Linked DNA regions of Homo sapiens: region 1 is linked to region 2. A link is a contact called in ENCODE Hi-C data. All regions are on one chromosome and are shown on one strand. Each heading gives the region's core, a stretch centred on a gene start or an enhancer-like site at or near the end of the contact. The rest is flanking DNA. Distances are from core to core; before and after follow the strand shown. Region 1 holds the start of TRAPPC4 (trafficking protein particle complex subunit 4). Region 2 holds the start of CD3E (CD3 epsilon subunit of T-cell receptor complex).

Region 1 (6,614 bases), core at 4,115-6,614, 710 kb after region 2:
TCTTCTGCCTCAGCCTCCCAAGTAGCTGGGGTTACAGGTGTGCACCACCACACCCAGCTAATTTTTTTTTTTTTTTTTTTGAGACGGAGTCTCGCTCTGTCGCCCAGGCTGGAGTGCAGTGGCGGGATCTCGGCTCACTGCAAGCTCCGCCTCCCGGGTTCACGCCATTCTCCTGCCTCAGCCTCCCAAGTAGCTGGGACTACAGGCGCCCGCCACTACGCCCAGCTAATTTTTTGTATTTTCAGTAGAGACGGGGTTTCACCGTTTTAGCCGGGATGGTCTCGATCTCCTGACCTCGTGATCCACCCGCCTCGGCCTCCCAAAGTGCTGGGATTACAGGCATGAGCCACCGTGCCCGGACTTTTTTTTTTTTTTTAAATAAAGTTGGCCAAGATAAAGCGTATGTATCGGTAAAAGCCTTATATCCAGAATATATGAAGAACTGTCAACTTGATAAGGAAACAACCCAATAAAAGCATATGAATAATGTTCAACATTAGTCATTAGAGAAATGCAAATTAAAACCACAGTGAAATACCACTACATATGTATTGGAATGGCAGAAATTAAAGACTGATCATGCCAAGTGTTTGGCAGTGTAGAAAAACCAAACCTTCATACACTGCTCTTAGAATGTAAACTGGTACAGTCACTTTGGAAAACAGTTTGGGATACACCTACCACATTATCCAACCGTTCCACCCCTAACTAGAGAAAAGAAAGCCTGTCTACATAGACTTGTACACAAATCTTCAGAACAGCTTCACTTGTAGCAGCTCCAAATTGGAAACAATTCAGATGTCTATCAACAGGCAAATGGATTAACAATGGAATAGTATTCCAGGATGAAGACAGAATTATTGATACGTACGACACAGATGAATCTCAGAAGTCCAGACCTGGCCGGCGTGGTGGCTCATGCCTGTAATCCCGACACTTTGGGAGGCCAAGGCAGGCGGATCACGAGGTCAGGAGTTCAAGACCAGTTTGGCCAACATGGTGAAACCCCATCTCTACTAAAAATTCAAAAATTAGCTGGGCATCGCAGCGCACGCCTGTAATCCCAGCTACTTGGGAGGCTGAGGCAGAATTGTTTGAACCGAGACCTGGGAGGCGGAGGTTGCAGTGAGCTGAGATTGTGTCCAGCCTGGGCTAGAGCGAGACTCCTCTCAAAAAAACAAAAGGCCAGACCCCACCTCAATGTCCACACACAGAAAATCCTAAAAAATACAAACCAATAAAGCAACTGAAAGATCACCGATTGCCTGGACATGAAAATATTTTAATGGGGGCAGTGATACTTACAGGGGGATGTTTGGGGTCTAGATTGTAATGGCTTCGCTCAAAAGTCACCAAATTTAAGTGTGTATCGTTTATGTCAGTTGTGCCTCAAAGCCATTTTAAAATGACTGTCACATATGGGGTATGTCGCTTTAAATTAGCCTAGGGCCTTCTAAAGCTCCAGAATTCCTGGGCTTTGCTTTTAGACATTTCTAGCTCTTAATGAGGAGAGGTAAGCTAACAGCTAGGACATGTTTCACAATAGCCTGAAGACTTAAAAAAAAAAAAAAAAGCCTTAATTTTTTTTTCAGGTGCCACACCTCCCTGGATGATCCAAGATGAAGAATACATTGCTGGGAACCAAGAAATAGGACCATCCTATGAAGAATTTCTTAAAGAAAGTAAGTAAACTAATTCAAGAGAGGATCGTCTAAATCTTCACACTCAAAAATGGTTTCCTTGCCTGTGTGTGGTGGCTCATGGCTATAATCCTAGCATTTTGGGAGGCTGAGGTGGGAGGGTCACTTGAGCCCAGAAGTTTGAAAACAGCCTGGACAACATAGTGAGACCCCATCTCTATATTCTTCAATAAAGAAAAATAAAAGTTTCCCTATCATTGTACAGAGGAAAAACAGAAGTTGAAAAAACTCCCCCCAGACCGAGTTGGGGCCAACTTTGATCACAGCTCCAGGACCAGTGCAGGCTGGCTGCCCTCTTTTGGCCGCGTCTGGAATAATGGACGCCGCTGGCAGTCCAGGTATGTGTGTTCAGTGCCGGGTCTCCAACCTACCCATCCAACCTCCTTTTTGGAGATGTCACCCTTCATCATCGTGTTAACCCTTTATTTCCTTTCAGACATCAATTCAAAACTGAAGCTGCAGCAATGAAGAAGCAGTCACATACAGAAAAAAGCTAATCATGCTCTCTACCAACTACCATGAGGCTAAAAGCAAAGTCAACAAACCCCTATTATACCTTCCACCAAATTCTTTATCATTGTCTTTCTTAGGAAACAGACATACTCATTCATTTGATTTAATAAAGTTTTATTTTTCCAAATGTACAGCTGGTTGGACCTGTAAAAAAAAATTAAAAGAATCAGAACCATAAAGCTTTGTATCTACCTCCTACACCATGAGCCCACACATTCCTACTCACCTATTCATGCATCTTCACCAGCAGCTGGAGCATCTCCACCCTTGGTATTTCTGGTGTAAATTACTTGAGCTCTGTGCTTTGAAACCAGTTTGATAAGTCCTAGGGGGAGAGAATAGCACGATGAGATGCTTAACAGATGCTACAATAGAAACTAGTAAGGTTTTTGGCTGGGCGCGGTGGCTCATGCTTATAATCCCACTGCTTTGGGAGGTGGAGACGGGCAGATAGCTTGAGGTAAGGAGTTGCACACCAGCCTGGCCAACAAGGTGAAACCCCATCTCTACCAAAAATACAAAAATTAGCTGGGCATGGTGGCACATGCTTGTAATTCCAGCTACTTGGGAAGCTGAGGTGAGGACCACCTGAACCCAGGAATTGGTGGTTGCATTGAGCCAAGACTGCCCCTCCGCACTCCAACCTGGGCAACAGAATGAGACTCTAGTAAGGTTTGTTTTGGCCGGGTGCAGAGGCTCATGCCTGTAATCCCAGCACTTTGGACAGGTGGATCTCTTGAGCCCAGGAGACCAGCCTGGGCAACATGGCAAAACCGCATCTCTATTTAAAGAAAAGGAAAACAAAAAGACAGAGTTCTCTCAGAGGTGCCCAGAATGGTCTTAAAACTCCTTGGCTCAAATGATCCTCCTGCTTTGGCCTCCCAAGTAGCTAGAAATACAAGGGTACCACTGCACCTGGCTCCAGAATTGCTTAATCTGACGTTCGGTAACCGAGAATCCTAGTTTTTAACGATCATCTATCCTTACTTTTCCTTTAAATTAGGGCTCCATTATCTTCCACCCCCCCCCCCTTTCTGAGACAGTCTTTTGCTGTCACTAAGGCTGGAGTGCAGTGGTGTCATCTCGGCTCACTGCCACCTCCATCTCCTGGGTTCAAGGGATCCTCATGCCTCAGCATCCTGAGTAGCTGGGATTACAGACGTGTGCCCCCACGTCCAGCTAACTTTCAGTAGAGCAGGTTTTCACCATATTGGCCAGGCTGGTCTTTAACTCCTGACCTCCGTTGATTCACCCGCCTTGGCCTCCCAAAGTGCTAGAATTATAGACGTTCAGTCACTATAGTTAGCTGAGCCTTATTATTGTGGAATTATGGTAATCAGACCATACTACTGAGTAGACCGTACTAAATTTCTGGTTTTAAAATTTAATACATCAACAAAATATTTACCATAAAGGTTTTAAACATTTTCAAAGTTGTTTCAAAATAGTAATCTAATTATTTCAAAAACGGTTGTCCCTGTAATTCTATGCATCCATTTACTCGAAACATAAAAGATCCTTGGGCTTCACTAAACTGCCACAGGGTCCACGGCACAAAAGTGGCTAAGAACCCTGAGAATTCATCTCAGGATCAGGAGTAAGACGTCAGAATTACATTACTAACAGCCAATGGTCAAGCCACGCTTTTTTTTTTTAATTCTGCTTTTCCAGCAAAACCACTGAAGATGCTTAACATGGTCAAGACAATTTAACCTACAAAAACACACATGTAGGATACACCCCTCACCTTTACTAAGGAGCTCCTGAAGGGCTGCCCTGGCCAGGGAGCCTCGAATCTTCAGTCTCTCAGAGACCACAGCTGGGGTTATAAGTTTATAGTTGGGAACTTCCTTACAGAGTTTATCATAGGTAGCTTTGTCAAACAAGACTAAGTTATTGAGCTTGTCCCGAACTTTGCCTTTGGACCACTTCTGCTCACCAAAACAAAACAGAAACAAGTTAGTATTTCTGGCAGAAGCACCCTTTCCCTCTCGAGTAATCTGCGTCAGAGAAATCTGTTCCACCGTTATCAAGGATAAATTACACATTACTAAAACAAAAACAAAAAAAAAACACCGACACGTTTTTGGCCTTCAAACAGGGGCCGAGCCCCACTAGATCAGTTAAAAATAACACAGCAGGCACAGCGGCAGACACTTCGCACAACAGACCCATTTTCATGATCCTAATGGGAAAAAGAACGAGTGGTGACGGGAAGATAAACTCTCACATTTTGACTCTAGAAATCTACACCTGAAAAACCACTTACTATACAAGTTACCTATTACTAGAGGATTACGAGAGAGTTACCCCTAGTCTCTTTCAGAGAGGTCTTATTTCTACCTTCTTTTTGGCCTTGCCCCCGGATTTGTTCACTGGGTCTTTGTCTTTCTTGGCCGACTTTCCAGCGTCCTTCTTCTTCTTGTCGTCCTTAGGCGGCTGTAGGAGGGCAGCGGGAATGCAACCAGGTCCTCAAATAGCGCCAAAGTCCCCTAATACTGCGCCCTCAGCCCCCGCAAACTCCACCACCAGAGCACATGGGCCAAGCAATAACCGCGCCCGCCCTGCAACCGAGGCCGGCAGGCCAAGGAGCGCTCCCGCCGAAGGCTCTCCCCACTGAGTCCTCAAACCCAAGAACGCCGGCGACTTCACACCCCTGAAGCTTACCATTGCGAAGCTCGGAGAATAGCAGCAGACACCGCAGCCTCGTCAAGATGTCGGACAAAAAGGAAGCGCTGCTCAGAAACGGGCCCAAAAACCACCGTCCGCTGTGAGTACTTCCGGGGCAAAAGGCGGAGCCAGGCAGAAGAAGTCCCACGGCGAAGCGCTCGCCCTCTAGCCTGAGGCGGAAGACAGGAAGTGGATTCTAGTTCCCAAGCCGCACCGCCTAAATACTGCCGGAGTCTGCGCTAGTTGTGACGCATACTATAGCGCTGTTTTCCTGCACTGATAAACGAAAAGCAATCCACCAGGTCTCGGCAGCTAACTTTCCGGCACTACTTATGCCCGAGCGTGTCGCTCCCAGTGCGCAAGTGCAGCAGGTGGCTGCACGGGGGGCGCGGGAGGAGGAGGAGGAGGAGGAGGAGGCTGGGGTGGGGCCGGCGGCAAGTGCTGTGATGCGGTTCCGGGGAGGGGCCGTCGGGTAGAGGCTGAATACCAGTTTCCGAGCGGCAAGGCAGCGATGGCGATTTTTAGTGTGTATGTGGTGAACAAAGCTGGCGGCTTGATTTACCAGTTGGACAGCTACGCGCCACGGGCTGAGGCTGAGAAAACTTTCAGTTATCCGCTGGATCTGCTGCTCAAGCTACACGATGAGCGTGTGTTGGTTGCTTTCGGCCAGCGGGACGGCATCCGAGGTGGGCTAGGCTCGGGCCCGTGGCGGGTGCGGGGGTGGGAGGGCCCCAGTGCTGTAGAAGTGGGCTGGTTGTAGGTGCGGGGTTGGGGGAAAAGGGGTTGTGTCGGGTCCCTTGTCCCCTCGGCGGAATCCCCGGGCTGCACCTTCGCTGACCGTTAGCTTCACCTCTGCAGTGGGTCATGCAGTGCTGGCCATCAATGGCATGGACGTGAATGGCAGGTACACGGCCGACGGGAAAGAGGTGCTGGAGTATCTGGGTAACCCTGCTAATTACCCGGTGTCCATTCGATTTGGCCGGCCCCGCCTCACTTCTAATGAGAAGCTTATGCTGGCCTCCATGTTCCACTCGTAAGTCCCCCGTCTCCTGAACGGCAGCGCTTGTAATTTGTCTACCTTTTCTTAAATCGTCGTTCTGGTGTTATGAAAAACGCAACCGATCCAGATCTAGATTTTAGGTAATAACGGCAGTGGTGTCATCTTTTTTTGCTGGGTGGGGAGGGGCCGCGGAGTTACCCAGGCTGGAGCGCAGTGGCGGGATCTCGGCTCACTGCAGCCTCTGCCTCCCAGGTTCAAGCGATTCTCCTGCCTCAGCCTCCCGAGTAGCTGGGATTACAGGCGCGTGCCACCACGACCAGCTAATTTTTGTATTTTTAGTAGAGAGGGGTTTTGCCATGTTGGCCAGGCTGGTCTCAAACTCCTGACCTCAGGTGATCCACCTGCCTCGGCTTCCCAAAGTGCTGGGATTACAGGAGTGAGCCACCGCGCCCGGCCGAGGTGTCATCTTACTTAAAGTCAACTTCTCTTCTCTGAGCCTTAGTTTCTTCATATTTAAAGAAAGCCAGTTTAACTAAATGACCTTTAAACTTTTTCTGCTCTCAATTGTGATATCAGATGTGCCGGCCTTTGCTTAAACACAAGCTTAGTAAGCGTGGCACATATTCCTAGAGTATTCATTTTACCCAAAGTTTTAGATGTAAAATGTCTTGTAACAAAGTATGAATGTAAAATATTCACAGAATTCAAATGAACTTAGAAATTTTGACACT
Region 2 (6,812 bases), core at 316-2,815:
GATCCTCCCACCTCAGCCTCCCGAGTAGCTGGGACTACAGGTGAGCACCATCACATCCGGCTAATTTTTTGTATTTTTTTGTAGAGATAGGGTTTCACCATGTTGCTCAGGCTGGTCTTGAGCTCCTGGCCTCAAGCAATCTGCCTGCTTTGGCCTCCCAAAGTACCATATCTGGCGAATTTCTTATATTATTTCTTACACTCCTCGTTCTCCCTGTTACCTGCCGTGCTGGATTTTCCATTTCTCTTCCTCATCTCTGGACTTCAAACATGCTGCTGCCTCTATCTGGAATGCTTTCCACTCCACCTGGTTCATTGCTGTTCCTCCATCAAATTTCAGCTTAGATGTCACCTGCTCAGGGGGACCTTCTCTTCCCCATCCCACCCCAGACTATCTTAGATCCCTTCTATCACTCCCACAGCACCTGAACGTCTTTTTTCTTAGCATCAATCTCCTGAAGTTATCTGGGGGGTTTTTTAGAGATGGGATCTCACTATGTTGCCTAGGCTGGAGCGCAGTGGCTATTCACAGGCACAATCACACTCACTGCAGTCTCGAACCCCTGGGCTCAGTCAGTCCTCCTGCCTCAGCCTCCTGAGTAGCTGGGAATACAGGTGTACACCATCATGCGGGGCATGGTTATTGGTTATGAGGTTATCTGTTTAATCTCCACATTTCCTTTTTTATCCAAGAGGACTATTTATCTTGTTTCTCCTGTATTACTAGCACCCAGCATATAACTACAGTACAGTAGACAGAAAATATGTATTAAATAAGTGAATTTCATCAAAATGTTTTCTAGAGTCCCAGCTCTGTAATCTGCAACTTAGATAACCTGCCTGAGCCTTAGTTTGCTCAAGTATAAAATGGAAATAAAAATAAAAATAATACTTACCTTAGAGGGTCGTTTTGAGGATTAAATAAGATATATCAGAAAAGCTCTTAGAACGGTGCTTGGATATAGTAAGCATTTGATTAATGCATGCTTAAACATAAAGAAAGGTTACATCAATTCACACTCATACCAGCAGACTTTGACACTATCACTCTTTACCCTGTTCAACATTGAGTCTTGTGTTTTTAAATATTTTTGTAAAGAATATAGGTAAAAAGTGGCATTTTTTCTTTGGATTTAATTCTTATGGATTTAAGTCAACATGTATTTTCAAGCCAACAAGTTTTGTTAATAAGATGGCTGCACCCTGCTGCTCCATGCCAGATCCACCACACAGAAAGCAAATGTTCAGTGCATCTCCCTCTTCCTGTCAGAGCTTATAGAGGAAGGAAGACCCCGCAATGTGGAGGCATATTGTATTACAATTACTTTTAATGGCAAAAACTGCAGTTACTTTTGTGCCAACCTACTACATGGTCTGGACAGCTAAATGTCATGTATTTTTCATGGCCCCTCCAGGTATTGTCAGAGTCCTCTTGTTTGGCCTTCTAGGAAGGCTGTGGGACCCAGCTTTCTTCAACCAGTCCAGGTGGAGGCCTCTGCCTTGAACGTTTCCAAGTGAGGTAAAACCCGCAGGCCCAGAGGCCTCTCTACTTCCTGTGTGGGGTTCAGAAACCCTCCTCCCCTCCCAGCCTCAGGTGCCTGCTTCAGAAAATGGTGAGTCTCTCTCTTATAAAGCCCTCCTTTTTCATCCTAGCATTGGGAACAATGGCCCCAGGGTCCTTATCTCTAGCAGATGTTTTGAAAAAGTCATCTGTTTTGCTTTTTTTCCAGAAGTAGTAAGTCTGCTGGCCTCCGCCATCTTAGTAAAGTAACAGTCCCATGAAACAAAGATGCAGTCGGGCACTCACTGGAGAGTTCTGGGCCTCTGCCTCTTATCAGGTGAGTAGGATGGAGTGGAAAGGGTGGTGTGTCTCCAGACCGCTGGAAGGCTTACAGCCTTACCTGGCACTGCCTAGTGGCACCAAGGAGCCTCATTTACCAGATGTAAGGAACTGTTTGTGCTATGTTAGGGTGAGGGATTAGAGCTGGGGACTAAAGAAAAAGATAGGCCACGGGTGCCTGGGAGAGCGTTCGGGGAGCAGGCAAAGAAGAGCAGTTGGGGTGATCATAGCTATTGTGAGCAGAGAGGTCTCGCTACCTCTAAGTACGAGCTCATTCCAACTTACCCAGCCCTCCAGAACTAACCCAAAAGAGACTGGAAGAGCGAAGCTCCACTCCTTGTTTTGAAGAGACCAGATACTTGCGTCCAAACTCTGCACAGGGCATATATAGCAATTCACTATCTTTGAGACCATAAAACGCCTCGTAATTTTTAGTCCTTTTCAAGTGACCAACAACTTTCAGTTTATTTCATTTTTTTGAAGCAAGATGGATTATGAATTGATAAATAACCAAGAGCATTTCTGTATCTCATATGAGATAAATAATACCAAAAAAAGTTGCCATTTATTGTCAGATACTGTGTAAAGAAAAAATTATTTAGACGTGTTAACTGGTTTAATCCTACTTCTGCCTAGGAAGGAAGGTGTTATATCCTCTTTTTAAAATTCTTTTTAATTTTGACTATATAAACTGATAAGTCCTCTCTACTTCACAGATTAAGAAATTGATACTCAAAAAAGTTAAATAACTTGTTTTAAACCACATAGTAAGTGCCGAAGCCAATCTGTGAGACCAGGACTGTTTGTACTCTAAATGGCTGCACCACATGAGGCAAAATGGCTCGTGATGGTTTTATTTCAAAGACCTAGAAAACACTATCACAGCTGGTGCTCCCGTCTCAGACCCACAGCAACGATGTCTCCACTTCCTGCTTCATCTTGGGTTTCTCACGTCTTGAATGTGCACACAAATCACCTGGGGATCTTGTTAAAAATGCAGCTTCTGTTTCAAAAGACCCAGACTGGAAATGGAGATTCCGCATGTCTAGTACGCTCTCAAGTTTATTAATCTGCTGCTGGTCCTAGGAACATATTGAGTAGCGAGGGGCAGGATGTGACTCCTGTAAGGAGTGGCCAGGCATTTTCTTAGAGACCTGTGTTATAAAGTATGCTTTTCCTTAAAAAAAAGAAGAAGGAGGAGGAGGAGAAGGGCCAGGTGCAGTGGCTTACGCCTGTAAGCCCAGCATTTTGGGGGACCAAAGTGGGAAGATCACTTGAGCTCAGGAGTTCAAGACCAGCCTGGGCAAAGTAGTGAAACCCCATTTCTACAAAAAATTAAAAATTAGCCAGGCAAGGTGGCACACACCTATAGTTCCAGCTACTTGGGAGGCTGAGGTGGAAGGATCACTTGAGCCCAGGAGGTCGAGGCTGCAGTAAGCCATGATCAAGCCACTGCACTCCAGCCTGGAGTGTCTCAAAATAGATAAATAAATAAATAAATAAATAAATAAATAAATAAATAAAAGAGACAGTATCAAAGACCCAATCACCTCTAGACATCTGGCATCATAGGAATGTGCCCAGTCTGCTCTGGGGATAGGAAAGTGGGGATCCTGTCTCCCCCTGTGTAGAGGTTTCAGTAAAAGAAAGGCCTAGGTGTGCAGAAAGCTTTCAGGCAATGCCAGGGAAACTGATCATTGTAATGAATCCAGGGTATTGCTGAGTGAGGGCATCCTGGAGGGCCCGGTGGAAATGTGGTCAGGCTCTTCAATGCACAGGCCCTAGTTGATGAGTAATCAGGGTTTCAAATATTTCCATCTCTGTCTCAAGCAGAAAACAAATGGAAAAACTGAACCACCAGAAAAGCAGAGCCAGAGATGGAACAAGAATCCCAGTGTTTGTACCCAACCAAGAGCGTGTTTTTCTTCCACAGACACCAATGTTCAAAATGGAGGCTTGGGGGCAAAATTCTTTTGCTATGTCTCTAGTCGTCCAAAAAATGGTCCTAACTTTTTCTGACTCCTGCTTGTCAAAAATTGTGGGCTCATAGTTAATGCTAGATGCTTCCTTCCTCTATTTCCCCCCAAATTTCCTGGGAACCCCTGGTCAATACCAGCAGTAAGTTCCACTGTTCTAGGGTGTAGAAATGGCTGTGACCCAGCAGCAAGAGGGAAGGACATCAGATGTCATCAGTGGTCATACTGCAACACAGCCCTTTTTCTGTTTAGGAATGCAGGTACCCACAACATTTACTAACACTTTTTTTTTCTTATTTATTTTCTAGTTGGCGTTTGGGGGCAAGATGGTGAGATATGCTTTCTTTCTTTCTTTTTTATGAAATCACCCCATCATTCTTTGTAGTTATGAATGGAGCTTTCTCTTAGGCCTCCCACAGAACTTCCACAGAGGTCAGGAAAAGGAGTTTCTGCCATCTACCCCTTTGACTTTCCTCACAAGTCTGGAGATATTTCTAGCCCAGAAGAGGGAAGCAACAGAGGCAGGAAATAATGAGTCTTAACCATACAAAAGAAAAATTGAGACTTAAATGAAGTTGAAAGCACTAACAGTTTTCATTTGTTTGCATTTCATATTTGATGTGAGATTCTGCAGAGGAGACGTAGCCAGAATGCATGCACAGGGTTACTCTGGATAAGCTGCTGGGGCAACATTTGGATGTGTGTTCAGAATCACATGTCTGAATACTCTGAATATATGTGTGTACATGTGTATTTATGCAAGTGCACATGCATATGAGTGTGCCCGGCCTGAACTTACTCTCTCAACCACAGCGGTAGAGTCAGGAGTGTTCCAACATTGGAAGCCCCTCTATTCAATCAGCTCTTCCAAACTGAGTGAACCAATGTTGTATTTAATGGCAACCATGGCTGGACACCATGGCTCACACCTGTAATCCCAGCACTTTGGGAGGCCGAGGTGGGCAGATCACTTGAGGCCAGGAGTTCGAGACCAGCCTGGCCAACATGGCGAAACCCCGTCTCTACTAAAAATACCAAAATCAGCCAGACATGGTGGTGTACGCCTGTAGTCCTAGCTACTCGAGAAGCTGAGGCAGGAGAATCGCTTGAACCTGGGAGGCAGAGGTTGTAGTGAGCCGAGATCACACCACTGCACTCTAGCCTGGGTGACACATCGAGACTGTCTCAAAAATAAAATAAAGACAACCATTATGCCAGCCTAGATTCCGCCATGCTGCCTAATTTGTAGTGTCCTTAGGAGCCATTTTTGTAAATAGTCATCAGATAAGATGTAAGGCCCATAACAGCTTTTTCTATGCAGCTGAGGGAATTGGAAGATCCATTGTTTCCTAAGAGTTGAGGGAAGAGTCCCAACCCACGGGAGCAGGGTCTGATCTTCATTGCCGATAGAAACATTACTAATGGCTTCTTACTGTTTCCTTTTCAGGTAATGAAGAAATGGGTAAGAAGATTTCCACTCTATCTAGCAAAAGTTTTCAAATATGGAATGAAATGCTCATAGAGTACAATCACAGTAACAAACCCTGAGAACTAAAACTATTAAAGGGAAAATACAAGTATCTTTCAATGGGATCCGTATGAAACTTGCCTGTATTTGTTGCTAGCTGTCATGTCAGATTATAGCTGTGCATATATGTATCTCTGATCATACACATATGGATGTGGGTTGGAGCTACCATGTGTTTTTGTATAAGCCATGAAATCTTTGAAGGCAGACAGAGACAGTGTCTCATTTACCTAGCCCAGTGTCTGGCACATAGTAGGTGCTCAATGAATATTTTTTGAATGAATAAATGAACAAACATATGAACACATTGCTAATTACCTCCCCTCAAGAAGCTGATGGTCTTGTGTGAGAGACAAATAATTGAAAATATAGTGAGTTGCATGTTATAATATGGGTAGATACAGAGTAAAATGAAGTATAAAGAGGGGAGTGGTCAACTCTACTGAGTGTCGTTGGGAAAGGTTCCCTGGGGGAGGTGGTCCTTGAGCTGAATTTTAAAGGATAAGCTTATGTTTTAGGGAAGAAAAATATTTTATGCAGAAGAGATAAAGCTGTATAGTATGAGGATAAGAGTCTAACTGAGCTAGATCAGAATGTTTGAATCTTGGCTCAACTCTCTACTTGCTGGGTGTGTTTGAGTAATTTACCTAACTTTTCTGTGCCACAGCATCATCATGGTACAATGGAAATAATAGTGCTACCTAACTTGTAGGGTTATTATGAGGACCAAATGAGTAATTCATTTAAGGCACTTAGAACATTATCTGACATAAAAGGCAGTAGGAGGGCCGGGCATGGTGGCTCACACCTGTAATCCCAGCACTTTGAGAAGCCGAGGTGGGAGGATCACCTGAGGTCAGGAGTTCGAGACCGGCCTGGCCAACATGGTGAAACTCCATCTCTGCTAAAAATACAAAAATTAGCCAGGCATGGTGGCAGGTGCCTGTAATCTCAGCTACTCAGGAGGCTGAGGTAGGAGAATTGCTTGAACCTGGGAGGCGGAGGTTGGAGTGAGCTGAGATTGTGCCATTGCACTCCAGCCTGGGCGACAGAGCAAGACTCTGTCTCAAAACAAACAAACAAACAAACAGACAGTAGGTGAATTTTAGCTATTAATACATGGAAAGCATGCTGACTATAGATGATAAGCATTAAAGTTTACTGAGCATGTATGTTTTAGGCATTGCTCTAAATATTTTACTTGAATTTCCTCATTTAATTCTTCCAACACCCCTACTGTACAGTTAAGGAAACAAAGCCTCAAATAAATACAGAAATAAACAAAAATAAGTAAACAATCCAGTCCTGGGGATATAAATGCAGATTTAGGCCAAGTGCCATGGTTCATGCCTATAATCCCAACACTTTGGGAGGCCAAGGCAGGAGGCTCGCTTGAGCTCAGAAGGTTGAGGCTGCATTGAGCAAAGATTGTGCCACTGTACTCGAGCCTCTGTGGCAGAGAAAGACCC

Evidence for each region. A loop is a pair of places that touch in the nucleus more often than their neighbours do. Pooled maps may share reads with other maps.
Region 1: a loop to region 2 is called in a pooled map, with 4 times the contacts of the local background. The contact joins the promoter of TRAPPC4 here to the promoter of CD3E in region 2. A Hi-C loop is called at or near these places in 4 of 50 pooled maps.

What each region holds. Positions count from the first base shown.
Region 1 is chr11:119,013,402-119,020,015 of GRCh38, forward strand. TRAPPC4 (trafficking protein particle complex subunit 4) reads left to right here and starts at 5,365. Exons shown (of 5, transcript NM_016146.6): 1 at 5,365-5,569; 2 at 5,742-5,916. The coding sequence starts at 5,395. RPS25 (ribosomal protein S25) reads right to left here and starts at 4,942. Exons shown (of 5, transcript NM_001028.3): 1 at 4,881-4,942; 2 at 4,557-4,652; 3 at 3,961-4,144; 4 at 2,440-2,538; 5 at 2,316-2,357. The coding sequence starts at 4,883. The coding sequence ends at 2,444. CENATAC (centrosomal AT-AC splicing factor) reads left to right here. Exons shown (of 11, transcript NM_198489.3): 9 at 1,593-1,682; 10 at 1,906-2,038; 11 at 2,137-2,392. The coding sequence ends at 2,197. RefSeq lists enhancers at 4,664-4,733, 4,754-4,983, 5,238-5,936 and a silencer at 5,224-5,343.
Region 2 is chr11:118,303,165-118,309,976 of GRCh38, forward strand. CD3E (CD3 epsilon subunit of T-cell receptor complex) reads left to right here and starts at 1,566. Exons shown (of 9, transcript NM_000733.4): 1 at 1,566-1,612; 2 at 1,730-1,837; 3 at 4,124-4,144; 4 at 5,263-5,277. The coding sequence starts at 1,789.